Linked DNA regions of Homo sapiens: region 2 is linked to region 1. Evidence: chromatin loops called from intact Hi-C (ENCODE). Cell type or tissue: PC-3. All regions are shown on one strand. Each heading gives the region's core, and the rest is flanking DNA. Links, peaks and the distances in the headings are about the cores only. Region 1 overlaps ANKS1B (ankyrin repeat and sterile alpha motif domain containing 1B). Region 2 overlaps ANKS1B (ankyrin repeat and sterile alpha motif domain containing 1B).

Region 1 (11,250 bases), core at 1,830-9,829:
TAACCACAGAAAAAGGTAGTCATGATCATTAGTCACCAGAAAAAATGCAAATTAAAACCATAATGAGAAATCATTTCACACCCAGAAGAATGGCTAAAATAAAAAAGTTTAAAAGGCGAGAATGTGGAGAAATGAAAATTCTCACACATTGCTACTGGTGACTATAAAATGGAACAACTTTTTTGGAAAGCTGTTGGGAAGCTTTTTATAAAGTTAGCTATTCATCTACCCTGTGATCCAACAATGCCATTCTTATTTATCTATATGAAAACATATGTTTATAAAAAACACTTACATGTGTATATTCATAGCATATTCACTCATAATGGTAAACAATGGGAAACAACGCAAGGATCAATCAACAGGAGAATTAATGAACAAATTGTAATATACCATAGTATATTAATCCAATGGTAAACCACTTACCATGAAAGAAACAACATGGATTAATTTCCAAACCATTATGTTGAGTGAAAGAAACCCAAACAGTGATACGCACACAGAAAACATACTCACCATAGGATTCCATTTATATAAAGTCCAAGAATAGCCAATCCTAATACATGATGATAAAAATCTGAACATTCTTGCCTCCAAGGCAGGAAGGAGGGCAACTAATTAGAAAGGGGCAAGAGGAAACTTTCTGGGGTGATGGCAATGTTCTATATTTTGTTTTGAGTGGTGTTATACCTATGTAAATAATTAAAGTTCATCAAGCTATATACTTAAGATCTGTGTATTTGATTCTTCAATTGTGAAAAACAAGATGTTTCACGAGGAACTATTTTAAAAACAAAGCCAACACAAGTAACATATAACTATTCAGTAAAAAGAAGATAACTAGAATGTCAATAGACCTACCTAATATATATTTCAAAGATTTTTTTTTCAAGTATTTAAGTACAAGTAAGTAGAAAAATTCAGGCTTGTGGGTTAATATACTGGAGAGAAACAAAGAGAAAAGAGTAATAACCATTTCAGTCACTCTGAATTTGAAATAGATTGCTTCACAATCTAGAGGATTTTAAGACGTGAAATAACTGAAAGAAACAAAGGTGAAAAAGATCAAACACAGGATGCAGAACTAACAGCTGTGACTTAGTTAATGCATATGCTGAATAAAAACAAACTCAACAAAGCACTGGGAAGCCGGCAGCTTCCAAGTAATTAACTAAGCAGAAACACATGCAATGTGTTATCAGCCCTATCTCATATTGAAAGCAAGGACTCCTTCGTTACAATGGATGCTCTCCATTTACAGGTAGAGTTACAAGAAAATAAACTACATAAAGGTATACAAGAGGCAAAGGAAAAGGAACCAATTTGCTACATCTAAGTAGTATCTATTTTCAGTGAATGAGATAAAAGTTCTGCCGTTACCTCACCTACTCAATATCAGTCTTCCCACAATAAAAGACTGAACACATCAGCTAATGGTCAAAGAATTGTAAATTCATGAATAAGGGTCACATTTACATTTTTATTTTCAAAGTTCAACACAAGTTTTAAAAGTGAAATTATCATTTCAATCATATTATTAATTTTTAATAAATAAATTTTTAGAACGGTCTTTAATACCCATAAATCAATCTAACTCCACACTTTCTGCATTTTCAGAGAGAAAACCAGAATTAACAAATATGTTAGAGTATTAAACCTGTGATTAAAATATAGGCTTTTATATAAGTTCATCAATAATTATCTTTTCTTTGGAACAGTAGCTCTCAACCATTTTCCATCCCTGACACACCTGTGATTTGTCAGAACACAGCAGGAGTCTCCTGTTCTATCCATCCATCCATCCTCTATGCACATCCTCTAGTCTTCAAATCCTTTCCTGAAACCTCATGTCCTACCTGAATACTCTCTCATAAGTATTTCCATGTGAATATACTACTCCCTTTCTACAATGAATGAGGAGCCCCCTGAAGGTCATAACTCATATGGAGAAATAAGTCATGCACCAATGTCTCCAGGGTGGAAGAAAGAGTAGCCTAATTGAAGTTATATTCTTTCTGCAATTATATATAGAGAAAGAAAATATATAGATATATAGCTGTTATTGTTCTATTACATAAATACAGGCTGCATTGGTTCTAATTTAAACACCATCATCCTGAGTTACTTAACTTTCTCACTTATTTGTTTTTCTCCTTAAAGCATTGTTATAACATTTAAGAAAGATGGAGTCAGTTACTAAGATAAACATTTAAGTAACGACAGCACCAAGAAATTGGGTCAAGATGGAATTTCTGGCTTTAATTCTACCTCTAGATTTCTTCAAAGATAACCAGGTGAACCTAAACTCAATTAGAATATGCAGAGAAGGATTTATGAAATAATGCCTCAGTTATTCAGATCATGGATCTATAGAAAAGAATCTGTTTTTCATTCATTGAATGACCAAGTGCATTTACATTAGAGAATCTACATTGGTATAAAAACAAATATATTTAATAATGAATTTTATTAACATATATAGGACAATGTCTTACTTAAATAGCTTTAAAATGCTGGAAATGCACTAGAAACACATTAACCCCAGAAACACCTTCATATGAGAGAACCAGTGTCAACGAAAATGACAGATAGCAACTAAATCTGGGTTTAGTGAGGTTTATCTTGAAGCAAATAGACCCCATCAAATTTCCTTGAAAAAGAGGACATTTTGTAATGAGATGAAGGTGTCACTATGTTACCCAGACTGGTCTAGAACTCCTGGGCTCAAGGTGATTCTCTGCCTCAGCCTCCCAAGTAGCTAGGATTACAACCGTGTGCCACTGTGCCTGGCAGAAGACGACATTTTTGAAAACATTTTTCTTCTCCACATATTGGGGCACTATGTCAAATGTTACCTGTGCCTAAATGCCCCTGAACCTGCATATTCCATACTCCTAAAGATGTGTCAAATTATACAACCTCATGAGGATATTTTTAACCTCTGAGCAGGACTGGAAGAGGCAAATATACTAAAGTAAAAAAAAAGAAACTCCAAATCAGTTGGACAATGTAGCCCCTTTGGAGTGCCAGTGATGTTATCTATAAACACTGAAACACAAATTGCACTTGAATTGATGAAGGATATAGGAAACAATTTATATTAAAGTGTTCTACAAACTGCAGTGGCTATCCAAAATTTAAGTGCCATTTTATCAATGAGGATGAAGATTATAATAAAAATGATCTAAAATAACTTATGTTAAACAAGGAAAAATATTAAACAAATCTTGCTTATTTAGACCTAAATAGTCTTAAAAGACACATTTTCCCTACAATTTGGCTCAAAGGATTTATTCATACTCTATATCTAAGTAGATGATGAATGGCATTGATTGAATCCAAAGTCCTCCTGTCTTGGATTTTATGAGGCCCATTCAGAACGAGCCAGGTTGAGAACACCACCAATTTCGTGTTCTGGGTCCATCTGTTGGCAAAAATATAATGCAAACAGCTTTATAAGTGCTATTTTCAATGAAATATCACAGAACAGCTTGTCCCAATGATATTTCTAAAGCTTGCCTGCAAACCGCCTACTGGAAAATCCAACTGAAAGAGAAGGGAGAAAAGAGAGAAATCCATAGAGGAAAGAGACAGGAATGGAAAAAAGAACAAAGGATAAAGAGAGACTAGCTAGAGGACTGGGAACACTGGAGGAAAACAAGGAGCAATATTAAACGCAGACAATATTCATTGAAACCATAAGAATAGAGAAGATAGAGAAATATAAAAATCACTTGGGTTGGAAGACAGAGAAATAATCACAAACCATGCAGCATTGTCCAGAAGAATGAAGACAAAAGGATCAGGAAACACCAGAAAATATGTAACAGCTCAATAATTGGAGCATAATTATTAAAATGTTGTGAGAGAAAAATGATGTAAAATAGCTATTTTTCTAAGTCTCACTGCTTCATGTAACAGGCACAATTCATTTTTCCAAAAACTAATGCAGATTTCAGTGTTTATCACCAACTTGAAAGGAAGCAAACATCCTCTTCTGAGTCCCCTCTTTTAATTTAGAAATCCATTGACATACCACATAAAACAGTCCAGGCATTGCAATATAAGTGATGTACATGCATTGATTCAAATCAAAACACATTAGAGGGAAAATGATGCCATTCTGGGCACTTACCTGGGGTCGAATGACTTTTACAATATTTTTGAGGGCAGTATCAGGGGATGGAGGTGAACAATCAGGTGTTGGGCCTGTTGAGCTGTTTCTATGGTTACTAGTTCCTGGAGTAGTAACTGCTACCTCAGAGGCATTATCTGTGAATAAAAATAGAACTGCCATGAACCTAATCACTCAGTTTACCTTTTAAGACTTGAAATTAATTTTCTGAACATAAATTGAGATTTCAACTTTTAAAACTGGTATCAATTACAAGATCATAATGAGGAATATGCTCAGTAGTATATTTTAAAGATAATGCTTTTTGAATGCTTTGTTTCCTTCTAAAATGGTAACTATCACCCCCTGGAATGTTGTTCTGAGACAAGTGTATTATTATTCAATTCATAATGATAGATTATCCAGCATAGCTCTTAAGACTGCTACTACTATATGAATAACTAAAACCTTACCTTAACTAAAAAGAATATAATTTTATGATATGATTGGGCTAAAGCTTTCCCAATAATCTCTTAAATGAGTATTAATATTTATTAAAGTGGGAGTTTTATATCTCCCTGATGCATAAAATCCAAATTCAAGCCTCCTCAAATGACTTTTCCTAGAAATCCCACAAACTATAGAAAAGCACCCTAGTGAATGAAGCTTGATGAAAAACTGAAATTTGTGCAAAATGGTTTTATGATGTAGATAAACACAAAATTATCACTCCTAGATAAGTATAGCAACCTATGTGGTCAAAGCTAAATGAATAAAATTTCAGAATCTAAATTAATCTTCTCTTATGTTCAGTATTTAGGAGGGGGGAATAAAGAAAAGATGACTTGAAAATCAACAACATGTGTAACATTTTTTTCTTAAATTCATATTAAAGCAAAATAACATCAAGGATGCCATTTTAGAATGTTTAAAATACTTGGGAAAGGATGAAAATTATTCTATAAATAACTTCTGGTAGCACATAGAAAAGTTATTTTAACAACAATTTGGCAAACTTCAATAGCTTTTTATGAAAACTGCTGCAAGCTCAAATCTGCCAAAAAAATAAAAAATAAAAAGTTTACTTCTCTGTTGTTTTTAATTAGTTCCCAATAATTTTCTTTCCTAGACAGTTAGCTGAACTGATTGCAAAAGAGACTGAGACTGAATTTTTTATAGACCAGGAAGTTTCTCTGTTCCTGATCGCTGTCTACAATCCCCAGTGAAATACAGGAATTCATCAAGGCATCTTTTCCTCATAAAACACAAAGGGATGAATTATCATAAAACTCTACCTACCATATAAAAATATAACTCAGTCTCACTGAGGAATCCAGACAAAGGCCCATAAAACAAAAAATTCAAGTATGACACATAGAATTACTTGGATGACTCATAAAATAAGTCTTAAAAGTGTCCAGAGCACACTCTTCTAAGATTTAACAGAAAAGGTGGGATTTGAATTGGCATCACAAAAGAGATGGGGTGGTCTTCTGAGTAGATTAGAAAACCATGAGTCAATACTGAAACACACAAAACATTAGTCAGCAAGATGCTCTGATTCTCTCCAACCTATCCCTTCCTTCTTTCATTCATCTAAAAACTACACATGTAAGAACACTTATTTGGGGCAACTATGAGTCAAATATTATGTTATGTTCTAAAGATTAACTAGGAAGAATCTCTGGCCAAGGACTGGAGGCAGGTAGGGATGAATAGGTTAAGCACTGAGGATTTTCAGGGCAGTAAAACTATTATATTTAACAGTATAATGGTGAGTATACATCATCATTATATATTTGTCCAACTCATGGAATGTATAAATCGAGAATGAACCTGTATAAACTATAAACTTTGGGTGATAATGATGTGTCCATGTAGTTTCATCAATTATAACAAAGGTATCATTTTGGAGCAGAATGTTGATAGTAGAGGAGGCTTTGTGTATGAGAATATATGAACTTTGTAATTTCTGCTCAATTTTGCTGTGAGTCTAAGAAGTTCTAAAAATAAAATCTATGAATTTTTTTTCAAAAGAATCCCTGCCCTCGAGAAGTATACTGTTGGGTTTTTTCCTTTTCTTTTTTGAGACAGGGTCTCACTACCATCACCCAGGCTGGAGTGCAGTAGCATGAACACAGCTCACTACAGCCTCAACTTCCCAGGCTCAAGTGATCCTCCCACCTTAGCATCCTGAGTATCTGGGACTACAGGTGCACATTACCACATCTGGCTAATTTTTTGTATTTTTAGTAGAAATGGGGTTTCGCCATATTGCTCAGGCTAGTCTTGAACTCCTGAGCTGTAGTGATCCACCCACCTCAACCTCCTAGAGTGCTAGGATTATAGCCATGAGCCACTGCACCCAGCCCAAAAGTATACTCTTAAATGTGTCATCAGACATGTAAACAAATTACAATGCAATATAACTTGAGAACTGATAACAGATAAAGGAAGCATGATAAAAAAAAAACAGGGTGGGGTGGGGGAGTAATCAGACTATGGCTTGGACAGAAGATAGCTGTGAAAGGCTTCAGTTTTCAGGCAAGAAAGCTGGAACAAAACATTAGATATTAGGGCATGAAGGTAGGAAGAGCACAGTTGAAGCTGTTATTTCATATACAAAAAAACTGGAGATAAGTTTGAATGAGTGAAAGGAAGTTTTATTAGAATATAAACATACTTAATTCTGTAGGCAATGAGAAATATTGAAGACTGAGCAGGGAGTGACATAATAATAGATAACTTTTATTGAGCATTTATTATGTGCAGACAAGCCATGTTAAATTATTTTACTTATTGAATCTCATTTAATACCCAAATTAACTTACAAAATACATTCCACTATCACCATCCCTATTTTACAGAGAAACTCATCTCAAAGTTATATTCTCAGTTACTGGCAGAAAAGGATTCAAATTTCAGACTGATGCCATGTTACCCTTCTGAGAGTTAGCATGTCATAGCAGGTATGCAAAAGATATGCATAGGTATGATTGGGTTCATAGAAACATAGCCTGAAGAAGATCGGCATAGTTGAGGTAGGAGCACACTCTACTTCAAAATATAGTTGAACCAACTTCCAGAAACTTAAAAAGTAGACATAGACACTATGAAAAATAAATAATAAAAACAACAAAAAAGTCAACCATAAAAACATCTTTAGGGTATGCCTTTGAGTACTATATAGTATAATATTTAATATTTGGAAGCTGGAAGATATGTTAAGACTAGAGACCCAAGCTAGAGGTCATGACGTTAGCATTTTGGAGTTGATAAGTGATTAGATTCTGGACATGTGTTGAAATGTCCAGAACTGTTGAAATAGACCAAGAATTTTTTTGATGGCTCCTGAATAGACAAAGCAACCTTGAACAAAAAGAAAAAACTGAGCACATTACACTACCTGACTTCAAAATATACTACAAAGCTATAATAATCAAAACAACTTGATGCTGGCATAGAAACAGACACATCAACCAATGGAAAAGAACAGAAATCCCAGAAATAAATACACATATTTTTGGTTAATTTATTTCAAAGGTGCCAACAACACACAATGGGGAAAGGGCAGCCTCTTCAATAATGGCATTGGGACACTGGATATTCACATGCAGAAGAATAAAATTAGACCTTCATCTCACACTATATACAAAAACTAACTCAAAATGGATTAAAGCTGGGTGCAATGGTACATGTCTGTACTTCCAGCTACTTGAGAAACTGAGGCAGGAAGTTTGCTTGAACCCAGGAGTTTAAGGCCAGTCTGGGAAACATAGGGAGACCACTCTCTAAAAAAACATTTTCTTAATTAATTAAAGACTTAAGTGTAAAATTGAAGTGGTAAAACTATTAGAAGAAAACACAGAGAAAAACCTCCACAACATTGATTTGGGCAATGATTTTTTGGCTATGACCTCAAAAGCACAGGCAAGAGCAAAAATAGACAAATGGGATTATGTCAAACTAAAAAGCTCTGCACAGCAAAGGAACCAATGAAGAGAGTGAAGAAACAATTTATGAAATAGGAGAAAATATTTGTAAACAGTACCTCTGATAAGGAGTTAACATCCAAAATATATGGAACTCAAACAACTCATAGTGAGAAAACAATAACCTGATTTAAAAATGGGCAAAGGATCTGAATGGACATTTCTCAAAAGAGGACATACAAATGGCCGACAGGTATATGAAAAAAATCCCTAACAACACTAATCATCAGAGAAATGCAAATCAGAACTACAATGAAATATCATCTCACCCCAGGGAAAATGGCTTTTATAAAAAAGACAGGCAATAACAGATGCTAGCAAGGGTGTGGAGAAAGGGGAACCACTGTACACTGTTAATGGGAAGGTAAATTAGTACAGCCATTAGAGAGAATAGTATGGAGTTCCTCAAAAACAAAATATAGAATTACCACATAATCCAGCCATCCCACTGCTGGGTATATATCCAAAGGAAATGAATCATTATGTAGAAGAGATATCTCCACTCCCATGTTATTGTAGCATTATTCAGTAGCCAAGACATGGAATTAACTTGTGTCCATTAAGAGATGAATGGATAAATGGAAAGAAAATGTAATATATACATACAGTGGAATACTATGCTGCCTTAAAAAAGAAGGGAATTCCGTTATCAGTATAGATGAACCTGGAGGACCTTGTGTTAAGTGAAATAAGCCAGGCACAGAAAGACAAATGACACGTGATCTCACTTATATATGAAATCTAAACAAAGTCGAACTCACAGAAGCAGAGAATAGAATGGTGGTTACCAGGGACTGGGGAGATGTTGGTCAAAGGACACAAAATATCAATTAGAAGGAATAAGTTCAAGAGGTTTATCATACAATATGGTGACTATAGTTAATAACAATGTATTGTATTCTTTAAAAGAGTAGATCTTAAGAGTTCTCACCACAAAAAAAATGCTAAGTATGTGAGGTAATACATATGCTAATCAGTTCAATTTAGCTATTCCACAATGTATACATGTTTTAAAACAGCTTGTTGTACACAATAAGTATATATAATTTTTGTCTATTTAAAAATAATTAAATTTTTTAAAATTATTGATGTGCTGGATATAGGGAGAGAAAGAGAGAAATCAAGAATGACTCTAAGGCTTTTGGCCTGAGGAACTAAAAGGATAGAGCTGCCATCAGCAGAAAAGGGACAGACTATAGGAGGAGCATAAATTCTCTACCATATAACTTCCAATATTGCCTTCCCATTCTCTCTCTCCCTTTGGACTCTATTGAAGTAATGCTAGACAGACTTTATTCTTTTAACCATTTATTCTCTCTTTTCATTCTGTCTCTCTGTTGCATTTTTAATAGTTTCTTCTATTTATTTTCTAGTTTATTGGTTCTTTCTTCAGCTGTGTCAAGGCTGCTATCAAACCATTTTCTTAATTTTAGTAGACTTTTCTGTTCTAAAATTTCTATTTGGTTCTTAATCAAGTATATGATGTCAGTAGTTTGTATTTTTTAGTTCCTAAAAACATTTTCAAGCTTACTTTTATATTAAAATGGCAAATACAATTGGCTTTGGTTTTTTAATCTGATAATTCCAGCATCTAAAGTCTTTACGGATCCATTTCTGGATTTGTGGTTCTGACTCATGCAATCCTGTTCCGCTGTTAGTTTCATCATCAATTCTGTGTTGCTTATTATTCAACCTGTTGTTACAAGATACACATTTAAATATAACTAACTCTTAGTCTTTTAATAAATGTTAATTTTTAAAAGCATCGAAACTTATATCCTAATACCAGATGCTGAAGTCTGTGAACAACTTGCCTGTGTAACACTAGATCATTTATTTAATCTTTCTGGATTTCAAGTTTCTTAACTGTAAAAATGCAAATGATTAACTACCATCTTCTATCATTTACGTGTGCAGATAAAAGAAAAGAAAAATAACTTGTATGTTTTTAGGCACATAATAGGGGTTTTCAGTATATGAGTTTCCTTTTCCATTATCAAAAGAAACACCATCAGAATTAAAATAAAATATGGAAGATCAAAGAAACCCAGAGGGAAAACAAGAAAACAAATAGTTATCCTTTTTAGACAACACATCTAGAGTACTTGCGTGATATTTGAGAGCAGTATCTTTTAGCTATTAACACAAATTGGTAGGGACAGAATTTAGTTCCAGAAATAGCAGATGATCCTTTGAGACATTGTACTGTTCAAAGTTATCCAGAGAAATAGGACCAACAGGATCTATCCATCTATCTATCTATCTATCTATCTATCTATCTATCTATCTATCTATCTATCTATCTAGACAAAGATTTACTGTAAGGCATTAGCTCATATAATTAATGGAGCCTAAGAAGTCCAAAGATCTGCAGTTGGTAAGCTGGAGGTGCAGGACAGCCTATGTGTAGTTCCATTGTAAATCCAAAGGCCTGAGAACCAAGGAAGTTGATGCTGTAAATTCTAATCCAAAGGTTGGCAGACTCGAAGTCAAGAGCCAACATTTCAGTCCAAGTCTGGAGGCCTGGAAAAAAACAGTGTTCCAGCTCAAGAGGTCAGGCAGGAGAAATTCCCCTTTACTCGGCCTTTTTGTTCAATTCAGGTCCGCAATTTATTGAATAAGGCCAATAACAGTAGGGTGGATGATTTGCTTTACTCAGTCTGCCATTCAAATATTAATCTCATCCAAAAACACCTTCACAGATACATCCCAAATAATGTTTAGCCAAATGTGTGGGCATCTCACGGACTAGTTAAGTTGAACTTATAAAATTAAACACAACAGGAATGATTCATTGCAAGGGCTGGTCTTAACTGCTTTTGCACTAAAGCCAGAAGAAAATGCTGGGAACTCCCTGCAAACTGTAAGCCAACAGCTTCTTGAATGTTTTTTTTCTGAGTATTTTAATACATAGTATAAGACAGTGGATAATTAAGTACTAAATTATTTAGAAAAGACTAAGTATCTTCATCTTCTGAATCCATGAGCTATACCATTACACTGATAATTTGATTTTGTACTATCTTGCATTGTTCATTAACTCTTCCAGACTAGGTTATATTTTTGCATAAAGTCATATTTCTCTCTATATAGCTCTTAGCTTAATGCAATCCTTTTAAAGTAATAAATGAAGTAAAGTAGATA
Region 2 (11,250 bases), core at 1,544-9,543, 78 kb after region 1:
TATATAGCCAACAAGAATACTTTGACTTCTACCTTTCCAATTTGGATGCCCTTTATATCTTTCTCTTGTTGGATTGCTCTATCTAGGACTTCCAGTACTATGCTGACTAACGGTGGCAAAAGTGATAATCCTTGTTGTGTTCCAGATCTTGGAGGAAAGGCTTTCAGTTTTTCCCCAGTCAGTATGATACTAGCTGTGGGTCTGTCATATATAGCTCTTATTATGTTAAGATATGTTCCTTCTATACTCAGTTTTTTGAAGGTTTTCTGTGATGAAAGGATGTTGAATTTCATCAAATGCTTTTTCAGCATCAATTGAAATGATCATATGGTTTTTATCCTTTATTCTGTTGATATGATGTATTATATTGGTTGATTTGCATATGTTGAACCATCCTTGCCTCCTAGGGATAAATCCCACTTGGTCATGATAAAACATCTTTTTAATATATTGTTGAATTCAGTTTGCTAACATTTTGTTGAGGATTTTTGCATTAATATTAGTCAGAGATACTGACCAGTATTTTTTTTTATGGGTCTTTGTCTGGTTTTGGTATCAGGGTAATGCTGGTCTTGTAGAATGAGTTTGGAAGTATTCTCTCCTCCTCTACTTTTTGGAATAGTTTCAGTAGGATTAGTATTAGTTCTTTAAATGTTTGGTAGAATTCAGCAGTGAAGCCATCAGGTCCTAGGCTTTTATTTGCTGGGAGACTTTTTATTACACCTTCAATCTCATTACTTGTTATTAGTCTGTTCAGGTTTTGAATTTCTTTATGGCTCAATTTTGATAGGTTGTCTGTGTCTAGTAATTTATCCATTTCTTCTGGGTTTTCCAATTTATCGGCCTATAGTTACTCATAGAACCCATTAATGATCCTCTGAATTTCTGCTTTATAGGTTGTAATGTCTCCTTTTTCATCTCTGAATTTATTTGGATCTTCTCTCTTTTTTTCTTAGTCTAGATAAAGGTCTGTCAATCTGAGTCTGGCTAAAGGTTTGCCAATGTTTATCTTTTCAAAAAAACAACTTTTTGTTTTACTGATATCTTGTATGGATTTCTTCATCTCAATTTCATTTATCTCTGCTTTGATTTTTAATATTTCTTTTCTACTAATTTTAAATTTGGTTTGCTCTAGCTTTTCTAATTCTTTAAGATGCACCAATTGGTTGTTTATTTGAAGTGTTTCTTCCTTTTGATGTAGACACTTATAGGATAAACTTTCCTCTTAGTACTGCTTTCACTATATCCTATACATTTTGGTATGTTGTGTTTCCATTATGGTTTGTTTTGAGAAATTTTTCAATTTCCTTCTTAATTTCTTCATTGACCCCTGGTCATTTCAGGGCATATTGTTTAATTTTCATGTGTCTGTATAGTTTCCAAAATTCCTCTTGTTATTGATTATATTTATTCCATTTTGGCCAGAGAAAATGCTTAATATTATCTAAATTTGGTTGAATGTTTTCAAATTTGTTTTGTGAGCTAACATATGGCCTATCCTTGAGAATGATCCATGTGCTAAGGAACAGAATGTGTATTCTTCAGTCACTGAGTGAGATGTTTTGTAAGTATCTATTAAGTGAATTTGATGTATAGTATAGATTAAGTTCAATGTTTCTTTGTAGATTTTCTGTTTGAAGATCTGTCCAATCCTGAAAGTGGGATGTTGAAGACCTAGCTATTATTGTATTAAGGCCTATCTGTCTCTTTAGCTCTAATAATGTTTCCATTATATATGTGGGTGCCCCATGGTTGGGTGCACACATATTTATAAGTGTTATATCCTCTTGCTGAATTGACCCTTTTATCATTATATAACGACCTTCTTTGTCTGACTTGTCTTATAGTTTTTGTCTTGAAATCTACTTTGTCTGATATAAATATAGCTATTCCTATTCTTTTTTGGTTTCCAGTGGCTTGGAATATCTTTTTCCATCCTTTTATTTTCAGTCTATTTGTATCTTTATAGATGATGTGTGTTTCTTGCAGGCACAGATCATTGGCTCTTGTTTTTTCACCTATTCGGCCACTCTATTTGAAGTCAGTCTTCTCATTCAGACTCTCATTCAGTATTCTCTTCCCTCTTTCCTTCTGTCTTTTCTCCCTTTTAGTGAAAGTGATTTTCTCTGGTGCTATGATTTAATTTCTTCCTTTTTATTTTTTGTATATCCATTGTATGTATTTTGATTTGAGGTTACCATGAGCCTTGCAAATACCATCTAATAATCCATTATTTTAACTGGTGACAATTTAACAATGATTGCTTAAACAAACATGCAAAAAGTAAACTAATGAAGGCTCTACACTTTAACTTTGTCTGCCTGCTTTTTAACTTCTTGTTGCTTCTCTTTATGTATTATTGTATTGTGTATGTCTTCAAACGTTGTTGTAGTTGTTATTTTTGATTGGCTCATTGTATAATCTTTCTACTTAAGATATGAGTAGTTTACATGCCACAATTACAGTGCTATAATATTCTCTGTTTTTTTCTGTGTGCTTATTATTGCCAGTAACTTTTGTACCTATAGATGATTTCTTCTTGCTCATTAACATGCTCTTCTTTCAGATTTAAGAACTCCCTTTAACATTTCTTGTAGGACAGGTCTGTTGTTGATGAAATCCCTTAGCTTTGGTTTGTCTGGGAAGATCTTTATTTATCTTTCATGCTTAAAGCATATTTTCACCAGATATACTATTCCTGGGTAAAAGTTTTTTTCCTTCAGCCGTTTAAATATGTCATGCCATTCTCTCCTGGCCTGCCAGGTTTCTACTAAAAAGTCTGCTGCCAAACATATTGGAGCTGTTATTTGTTATTTGTTTCTTTTCTTTTGCTACTTTTAGGATCCTTCCTTTATCCTTGACCTTTGGGACTTTGATTATTAAATACCTTGAAGTAATCTTCTTTGGTTTAAATCTGCTTGCATTCTATAATCTTCTTGTACTTGAATGTTGATATCTTTCTCTAGATTTGGGAAGTTCTCCAGTATTATCCCTTTGAATAAACTTTCTACCCCCACCTCCTCTTTAAGGCCAATAACTCTTAGATTTGACCTTTTGAGGCTATTTTCCAGAGCCTGTAGTTGCGCTTTATTGTTTTTTGTTGTTTTTTCTTTTGCTTCCTCTGACTGTGTTTTTTGTTTTGTTTAGTTTTTTGTTTTCTTGAGATGGAGTTTCGCTCTTGTTGCCCAGGCTGAAGTGCAATGGCATGATCTCAGCTCACTGCAACCTTCACTTCCTTGGTTCAAACGATTCTCCTGCTTCAGCCTTTAAGTAGCTGGGATTACAGGTGCCCACCACCATGCCCAGCTAATTTTGTATTTTTAGTAGAAATGGGGTTTCTCCATGTTGGTCAGGCTGGTCTCGAACTCCCAACCTCAGGTGATCTGCCTGCCTCAGCCTCCCAAAGTGCTGGGATTACAGACATGAGCCACTGTTCCTGGTCTGACTGTGTATTTTTAAACAGCCTGTCTTGAAGCTCACTTTCTTCTGCTGCTTGATCAATTCTACCATTAAAAGACTCTGATGCATTCTTCAGTGTGTTGATTGCGTTTTTTCAGCTCCAGAATTTCTACTTGATTCTTTTTAATTATTTCATTCTCTTTGTTAAATTTATGTAATAGAATTCTGAATTCCTTCTGTATCTTATCTTGAATTTCTTTTGAGTTTCCTCAACACAGCTATTTTGAATTATCTGTCTGAATGGTCATGTACCTCTGTTTCTCCAGGATTAGTCCTTAGTGCCTTACTGAGTTTATTTGGTGAGGTCATATTTTCCAGGATGGTCTTGATGCTTGTAGATGTTCATCAATGTCTGGACACTGAAGAGTTAGGCCTTTATTGTAGTCTTCGCAGTACAGGCTTGTTTGTGCCTGTCCTTCTTGGCAAGGCTTTCCAGATACTCAAAGGGACCTAGGTTCTAAGCCCCCTAATGCTGTGGTTTTTGCAGACTCATAGAAGTATCATTTTGGTGATCTTGGATAAGATCTGAAATGATTCTCTTGATTACCAGGCAGAGACTCTTGTTCTCTTTCCTTACTTTCTCCTAAACAAATAGAGTCAGTGTCTCTCTCTCAATCTCTCGCTCTCTCTCTCTCTCTGCTGAGCCACCTGGAACTTGGGGTATGGTGATGCAAGCACCCCTGTGGCCACAGCCATTGAAACTGTGCTCTGTCAGACTTGAAGCCAGCACAGCACTGGGTCTTGCCCCACACACACTGTAAACACTTTCTGGCTACCACCTCTGTTGACTCAAGGCACTAGGGCTCAGTGATCAGCAGGTAGCAAAGCCAGCCAGGTCTGTGTCCTTCCCTTTAGGGCGGGAAGTTCCCCTAGGTCCTGGGTGGGTCCAGAAATGCTGTTTGAGAAGCAGAGATTGGAGTCGAAAACCTTTTAAGTTTACCTGATGTTCTATTCTACTGCAGGTAAGCTGGCTCTCAAACCACAATACAAAGTCCTTCCTAGTCTTCTCCTTACTGTTTTTCTAATGCCTGATTATGGATCCTAGACTTGTTTTTGTACTTGAATTTTTACAATAGTAGCAGGCCTAGGACTGTGTTCTCTGCCTTGGTCTTTGACAGTTCTCTTCCAAGAGATTGATGTCCAGTCCCTGAATCCCAAACAGGTCCTTTAGGCCCTGTGCCACCTAAATTTACAGCTCCAATGGGAATGAATAGCTTTGATGCTTTGCCTTACTTAGATTCCTTTATCCTACCTGCTACTGTCAATTGTGCAATGTGCAGACCAAATAGTACTGCTTCAAAGTGACTAATCATGCATACTGACAGCACTTAATAAGTAAAGAGAACATTATGCCCCCCAAGAAAAATAAATATTGGCAATAAGAAATCTATATAATAAGCGTTCATACGTTGTTTACACTGTGTTTTCTATAACATTTAAAACTATCAGTGGTGGGCAGAATATAACAAGTCAAACTTTATTAGTGACTCAGTAAAAGGTTCTATGCTTCAGTAGAGAAAAGAGTTATAAAAAATTCATCATGGAGCTATGTGGATTAGCAATACTATGAAAAAAATATTAGGAGTTACAGCTGACAGTATGAGTCAGACTGTAACATGCCAGTTAAAGAAATTAATGTGACATTAGCTGATTTAATACAAGTATGATATTTCACCTAGAAAGAGTGACAGGCCTCCACTCTTCAGTGCTAATTAGTATTGGGAATGATCTGGCTTCACAATTTCATAAAAGGCGGGCTAACTGGATTGTGCTGAATTTCCTTTAGTAAGGCTGTGCAAGGTCTTATTCATCAAAGAGACTGGGGGAGACTTGGCCTTCTGACTTACGAAAGATCTTAGCAACAATCAGGAACCCAGAGGTAGACACAGTAGTTGCCCAAAAGTACCAATAATGTAGTTTTTCAAATCAGAAATTAGGTGGCCTAGAGGCTTTTCTAGACTACTTTGATAGGGCATCTCACTGAATTTGCTTCCTAGCACAGCTCTATTCTTAGCCACATGGGAAAACTAAAGCATCTTAATTGACACTACAGGGGAATCACACATGATGCACTTGGCTTGGTGCTGGGGCTGACACTTGAGGAGAGGCAAAGACCAAATGGACCGTTTTCTGTGAACATAAGTGAGGAAAATGGTGAGTATTAAACCCCTGTCATGTGAGAAAAGATTAAATAAGAAAAGGTGCTGAGGAACGTGTATGACAAACATTTAAAAGGTAAAATAGTGATTAGAATTGTTATCTATCTCTAAGGAAGTAGAAATAATGCAGATGGGGAGATGGTAACAGGGACAGATATTGCAGCTGATGATAAGATTTCTAATAATTAGAGCTTTGCAGTATAAAACTGGCTGCTTACTAAGTAGCAAACTCTCTGTCCCTGGAGTCTTCAAGGCTAGCCTGATCTATACAAGGCATCTTCTTTTTTTTTTTTTTTTTTTTGAGACGGAGTCTCACTCTGTTGCCCAGGCTGGAGTGCAGGGGCGCGATCTTGGCTCACTGCAAGCTCCGCCTCCTGGGTTTACACAATTCTCCTGCCTCAGCCTCCCAATAGCTGGGACCACAGGCGCCCGCCACCACGCCCGGCTAATTTTTTGTATTTTTAGTAAAGACAGGGTCTCACCCTGTTAGCCAGGATGGTCTCAATCTCCTAACCTTGTGATCCACCTGCCTCAGCCTCCCAAAGTGCTGGGACTACAGGCGTGAGCCACCACACCCAGCCTATACAAGGTATCTTCTGAGTGTAGAAGATAGCAGTTTGAATTAGACGAGTTTTAAGATGCTAAGTAAATGAGAGAATCAGAATAGAAGTTTTGTATTAGTACTATGGTACAAGTTACCTGAATATATTCACTGCTTCCTGAATTTTTTCTGATAATGGGGGAAGTAACACTAATACAAGAGTGTGGGTTTATGGCTTTTTTAAAGTTAGAAATGACTCACAGTTCCAAATGACTCAAGGTAGGTGAAAGTTTTTGGAAGTGGTCTGACTACTCTGACATCTTCCCACAATATCAAGAAAAAGTATCCCCTGAAGATTTACAATGACATTCAAATAAGAAAAACTACAACATGAATATGAAATCAGAAGAAAAATAACTTTTTTTTAAAACGAAGATACTTTAGGTGGGAGCAAAGAATGAATGACAGAAAGGCAGCCATGGGGGAAGGAGCATCACGTAACAGTGGTAGGCAGAATAATGGCTCTGAAAGATGTCCATGTCTGAATCCCTGGAAACTAGGAATACATTACGTAACACATAGCAAAAGGAACTTTGCAGATGTAAGTCAAGGATCTTGCTATGAGGAGATCATACTGCATTATCCAGGTGGCCCACTATACTCAGAAAGGACATTATAAGTAGAAGAGGGAGAAAGGAGAGCCAGTGTCAGTGATGCAACACGAGGTATCTGACTGGCTGTCACTGGTTTTGGAGCTTGAAGTTAGCCATATGTATTAGTCTGTTTTCATGCCGCTCATAAAGACATACCCAAGACTGGGTAATTTATAAAGAAAAAGAAGTTTAATGGACTCACAGTCCCATGTTGCTGGGGAGGCCTCACAATCATGGCAGAAGAGCAAGGGACGTCTTACATGGCAGCAGGCAAGAGAGAACGAGAGCCAAGCAAAAGGGGAAACCCCTTATAAAACCATCAGATCTCATGAGATTTATTCCCTACCATGAGAACAGTATTGGGGAACTGCCCCCATAATTCAATTATCTCCCACAGGATCCCTCCCACAGCATAGGAATCACGGGAATTCTGGGAGCTACAGTCCAAGATGAGATTTGGGTGGGGACACAGCCAAATCATATCACCATGAATCAAGGACTGTGAGCAGCTCATAGAAGCTGGAAAAGGCAGGAAAACAGATTCTTCCCTAGAGCCTCCAGAAAGGAAAGCAGCCCTTTCTATATTTTCGACTGGTAGGGCCCATTCTGGACCTCCAGAACTGAAGAATAATACATTTGTGTTGTTTTTTTATGCCACTAAATGTGTGGTAATTTGTTACAGCAGCGTTAGGAAACAAATGCAATAATATACCAGCAGAAGGCATCACACAGGGAGGCATGGGCTAAGAGAAGGACATAAAATTGGACACCAGTGGGAAAATACACCTTATCATTTTGTACTGACTCAGTATTTTAAAGATGGTGATTCTTTCTCGTTTTTAAATGTAATACAATACCATTGCAATACAGTTTCCCTCCAACTCCAACTTAGTTCTTGACAAGTAAGCCTAAAGTGCATTTGGAAAAATAAATGTGTGACAATAGACAGGTTATCAATTTGAAAAGAGAAAGGTAATGGAGGGAGTGGAGATCAACCTTTATCAGATATTTATGTAAACTACAAATGGTTCTGGTACAATAATTGAAAGGCAAGATAACAGAAAAAATACTTTAAAAGAAGGTTCTGATGCTTGCAGAAACTTATTACATTATAAAGGTGGTATTTCAAATCAGTAAGAAAACCACGGGTTATATAATAATTGTCAGTGAGGTAACCAACTAGTCATTTAGAGAGAAATAATAAACTTGAATTACTACTGCATTCCTTATATCAAATTAATTCCTGATAAAGATTTAAACAATTAGCAAATATATTTGTTATAATAATCTTGAAATAAGAATAACTTTTGACCAGAAGCTACAACCAGACACATAACCAAGGTTGTACAGAAAAAGATTGATAAATTTGAATATATACTACTATTAAATTTGTATAAAGAAACTAAAATATCATAAAGATCAAGAGACAAAAAATTTGGGAAAATTCTTTGACAAATATAACAAAGGGTTAATCTCTTTAATATATATAAAGATAATAATAAATTGAGATGAAAGAGACCATCAACCTAAGAGAAAAAAATGAGCAAAGATTACAGGCAGTTGTAAAAATAGCTAGAAATTTCTTACATGAAAAGATGCTCAACTTCATTTATAATTAAATATATGTACATGAAAGCAAGATAACACACCATTCTTGATCAAATTGCTGTAGATAATACACAGTGTTAGTGAGGGTTTGAAAAAAATGGGCACTTTATATAAAAGTTAAAAGACTAACCATCTGTTAGTCAAAGTGTGAATTGATGTAAACCTCTTTCTGGCTAATTTGTCATTTGTTACAGGAGATCGTTAGAAAGCAGATCTTTAGACAGCATGGACTTTAGAACTTTTGCCATGTTAAAATTTTTCCCTCACCTCGGAACAGGTGGGATTGATAAACTACCATTACTATTTCTAAAACATGGTACTGTAAAGCACCATTTACAGGCATTGCATAATTATTACTCTATCTAAAAAATGCTAAATGCTGGATATGCTGTATGTTTCTATTAAATAATAAAATGGGAGTGTGGGTGGAGGGAAGCCTGCCTCTTGGTGTCATGCATGAGAAAAACTAATCAGATCTCACCAATATCAATCGTCTGAGCTGTGAATGGGTGTCGGGATAGCATCCCTCTTTAGAAGTTACTGATGAAACCCCATGAAGCTTGATTCTTAGATAAGCCTTGCTTGGTCAGCCACTTCAAAATTGGAGGTACCAATTTAACATTTGAAAACAAAAAATCTCAACAACAAAGTTCTGAGAAACCAGTGTGGGTACTACCTAAGAATGTTACTTTGGGTATGATATGGGTTAAACTATGTCCTCCCAAAATTCACGTGTCAAAGTCCTAACCCCAGTACATAAGAATGTGACATTATTTAGAAATAGGGTCACTGCAGATGCAATTAGTTAAATGGAGATGAGGTTATTAGGGTGGACCCCAATCCAATGACAAGTGTCGTTATAAAAAGAAGAAATCTGGAGACAGACTTGTACACAGGTATAACATCATATGAAGATTGGAGTTATGCTGCCACAAGCCAAGAAATGCTAAACATTGTCAGAAAACCAACAGGAATGGAACAAATTCTCTCTCACAGACCTCAGAAGGAACCAGTCCTGCTGACACCTTAATTTTGAACTTCTAGCCTTTAGAACTGTGAGACAATAAATTTCTGTTAAGGTATGCAGTTTGTAGTACTTTCTTATGGAAACCCTAGCAAGCCAATATAGAGTTAAAAAAAACAGTAAAAGGTACTCGTTGAAAAACTTTTGATTAATCTCTTAGCATTTTAACATATTTACTCCTTGGGAAAAAAATAACAATTAGGGACTATCAAAAAAGGGGATTATCTTTCTTCTTGATAAAATTCCCAAAAGTGTAATAGGTATCAAAATTTTAAAATCACGTACCCTTTAATAAAATAAATAAGTATTGTTGCTGTAAACAGGCAATATAGTACAATATAGAGGTCTACAGACTTTAGACTGCACAAAGTCCACCTGGATCACTTGTTAGTAATCCGGATTTGTGGCTCTCCCCGGAATTCTTACTAAATCGGAATCTCTGGTGGTAGCCATGGAGAGTTATATCTTACAATTATCCCAGGTCATGTTGATGCAAATTGTTGGTGAAATATACTTGGAAAATACAGGAAGAGTAGTTCAAGAGCATGAGCCCTTTAACTGGAGTCAGAATCCCAACTCTGCCTTTTTTAACAAAGTTGCCTTGGCAAAGTCTTACAGTTTCCTCATCTGCAAAATTAGAATAGTAATAGTATCTGCTTCAAGGTTTTGTTGGTAGTTGTGAATGAAATAATAAAATCAATAAATAACTTTGATTAAAATGTATCAAACCACCAATGACATTCTTAACATAATGAGAAAAAAACTATTTTAAAATTCATATGGGACCAAAAAAAAAAAAATGGCCCAAATAGCCAAGGCAATTCTAAGCATAAAGAACAAAGTTGGAAGCATCACATTACCTGACTTCAAGCTATATACTACAAGGCTACAGTAACCAAAACAGCATGGTACTGGTGCTACAGTAGACACATAGACAAGCAGAACAGAGTAGAGAGCTCAGAAATAAAGCCACATGTCTACAACCATTTGATCTTCGCCAAACCTGACAAAAACAAGCAACGGGAAAAGTACTCCCTATTCAATAAATGGTGCTGGGATAACTGGCTAGCCATATGCAGAAAATTGAAACTGGACCCCTTCCTTACACCATATACAAAAAATCAACTCAAGAAGGATTAAAGACTTAAATATAAAACCTAAATCCATAAAAACCCTGGAAGAAAACCTAGGAAATACCACTCTGGACATAGAACTAGACAAAGATTTCCTGATGAAGATGCCAAAAACAATTGCAACAAAACCAAAAATTGACAAACGGGACCTAATTAAACTAAAGAGCTTCTGCACAGCCAAAAAACAGAACAAAAACAAAAACAAAAAAAAAAACAAAAAAAAAACCATCAACAGAGTAAACAGACAACCTACAGAATGGGAGAAAATATTTGCAAAGTATGCATCTGACAAAGGTCTAATCCCAAATCTATAAAAAACTTTTAAAAAATTACAAGCAAAAAAACCAAACAACCCCATTAAAAATGAGGAACATAACATGAATAAAATGATTCATTTCAAAAAGATGATTCATTTCATAAAGCACTTAGTCTAGTGTCTAAAAGCCTAAGTGATCAATCAATGTAGCCATTATTACTACTCAGTAATTTTTAAAATGAGATAAATGTGCAAGTACTGATATGTTAAGCTAAAACAATAAACAAAGGGAAGAATAATATGTGATGTATGTTCATATCTGTGTGAAAAAAGTATGCACTCAAATTATATATTCCTGGAATATTTCTAGAAGATATTATTAGAAACATTTGGTGTTTAACACTGGGAAATGAGATC

Evidence for each region. Hi-C counts contacts between places; a loop is a spot of excess contacts. Peaks named below come from ENCODE experiments on the same cell type or tissue, not always from the same donor. Only the 100,000 strongest peaks of a DNase experiment are listed, where the experiment ranks them.
Region 2: a loop joins it to region 1, with 5 times the contacts of the local background. A loop is called at or near these places in 2 of 110 quality-filtered maps.

What each region holds. Positions count from the first base shown.
Region 1 is chr12:99,439,538-99,450,787 of GRCh38, forward strand. It overlaps ANKS1B (ankyrin repeat and sterile alpha motif domain containing 1B), which reads right to left. Exons shown (of 27, transcript NM_001352186.2): 11 at 4,136-4,272. Among named protein-coding and RNA genes, the nearest start is that of GARIN6, 200 kb to the right of the region's middle. In PC-3, for the core only: no CTCF peak of the experiment used is centred there; a DNase peak (open chromatin) is centred at 5,544; H3K27ac peaks cover 1,126 bases.
Region 2 is chr12:99,517,653-99,528,902 of GRCh38, forward strand. All of the region lies in intron 9 of ANKS1B (ankyrin repeat and sterile alpha motif domain containing 1B), which reads right to left. Among named protein-coding and RNA genes, the nearest start is that of GARIN6, 120 kb to the right of the region's middle. In PC-3, for the core only: no CTCF peak of the experiment used is centred there; no DNase peak of the experiment used is centred there; H3K27ac peaks cover 337 bases.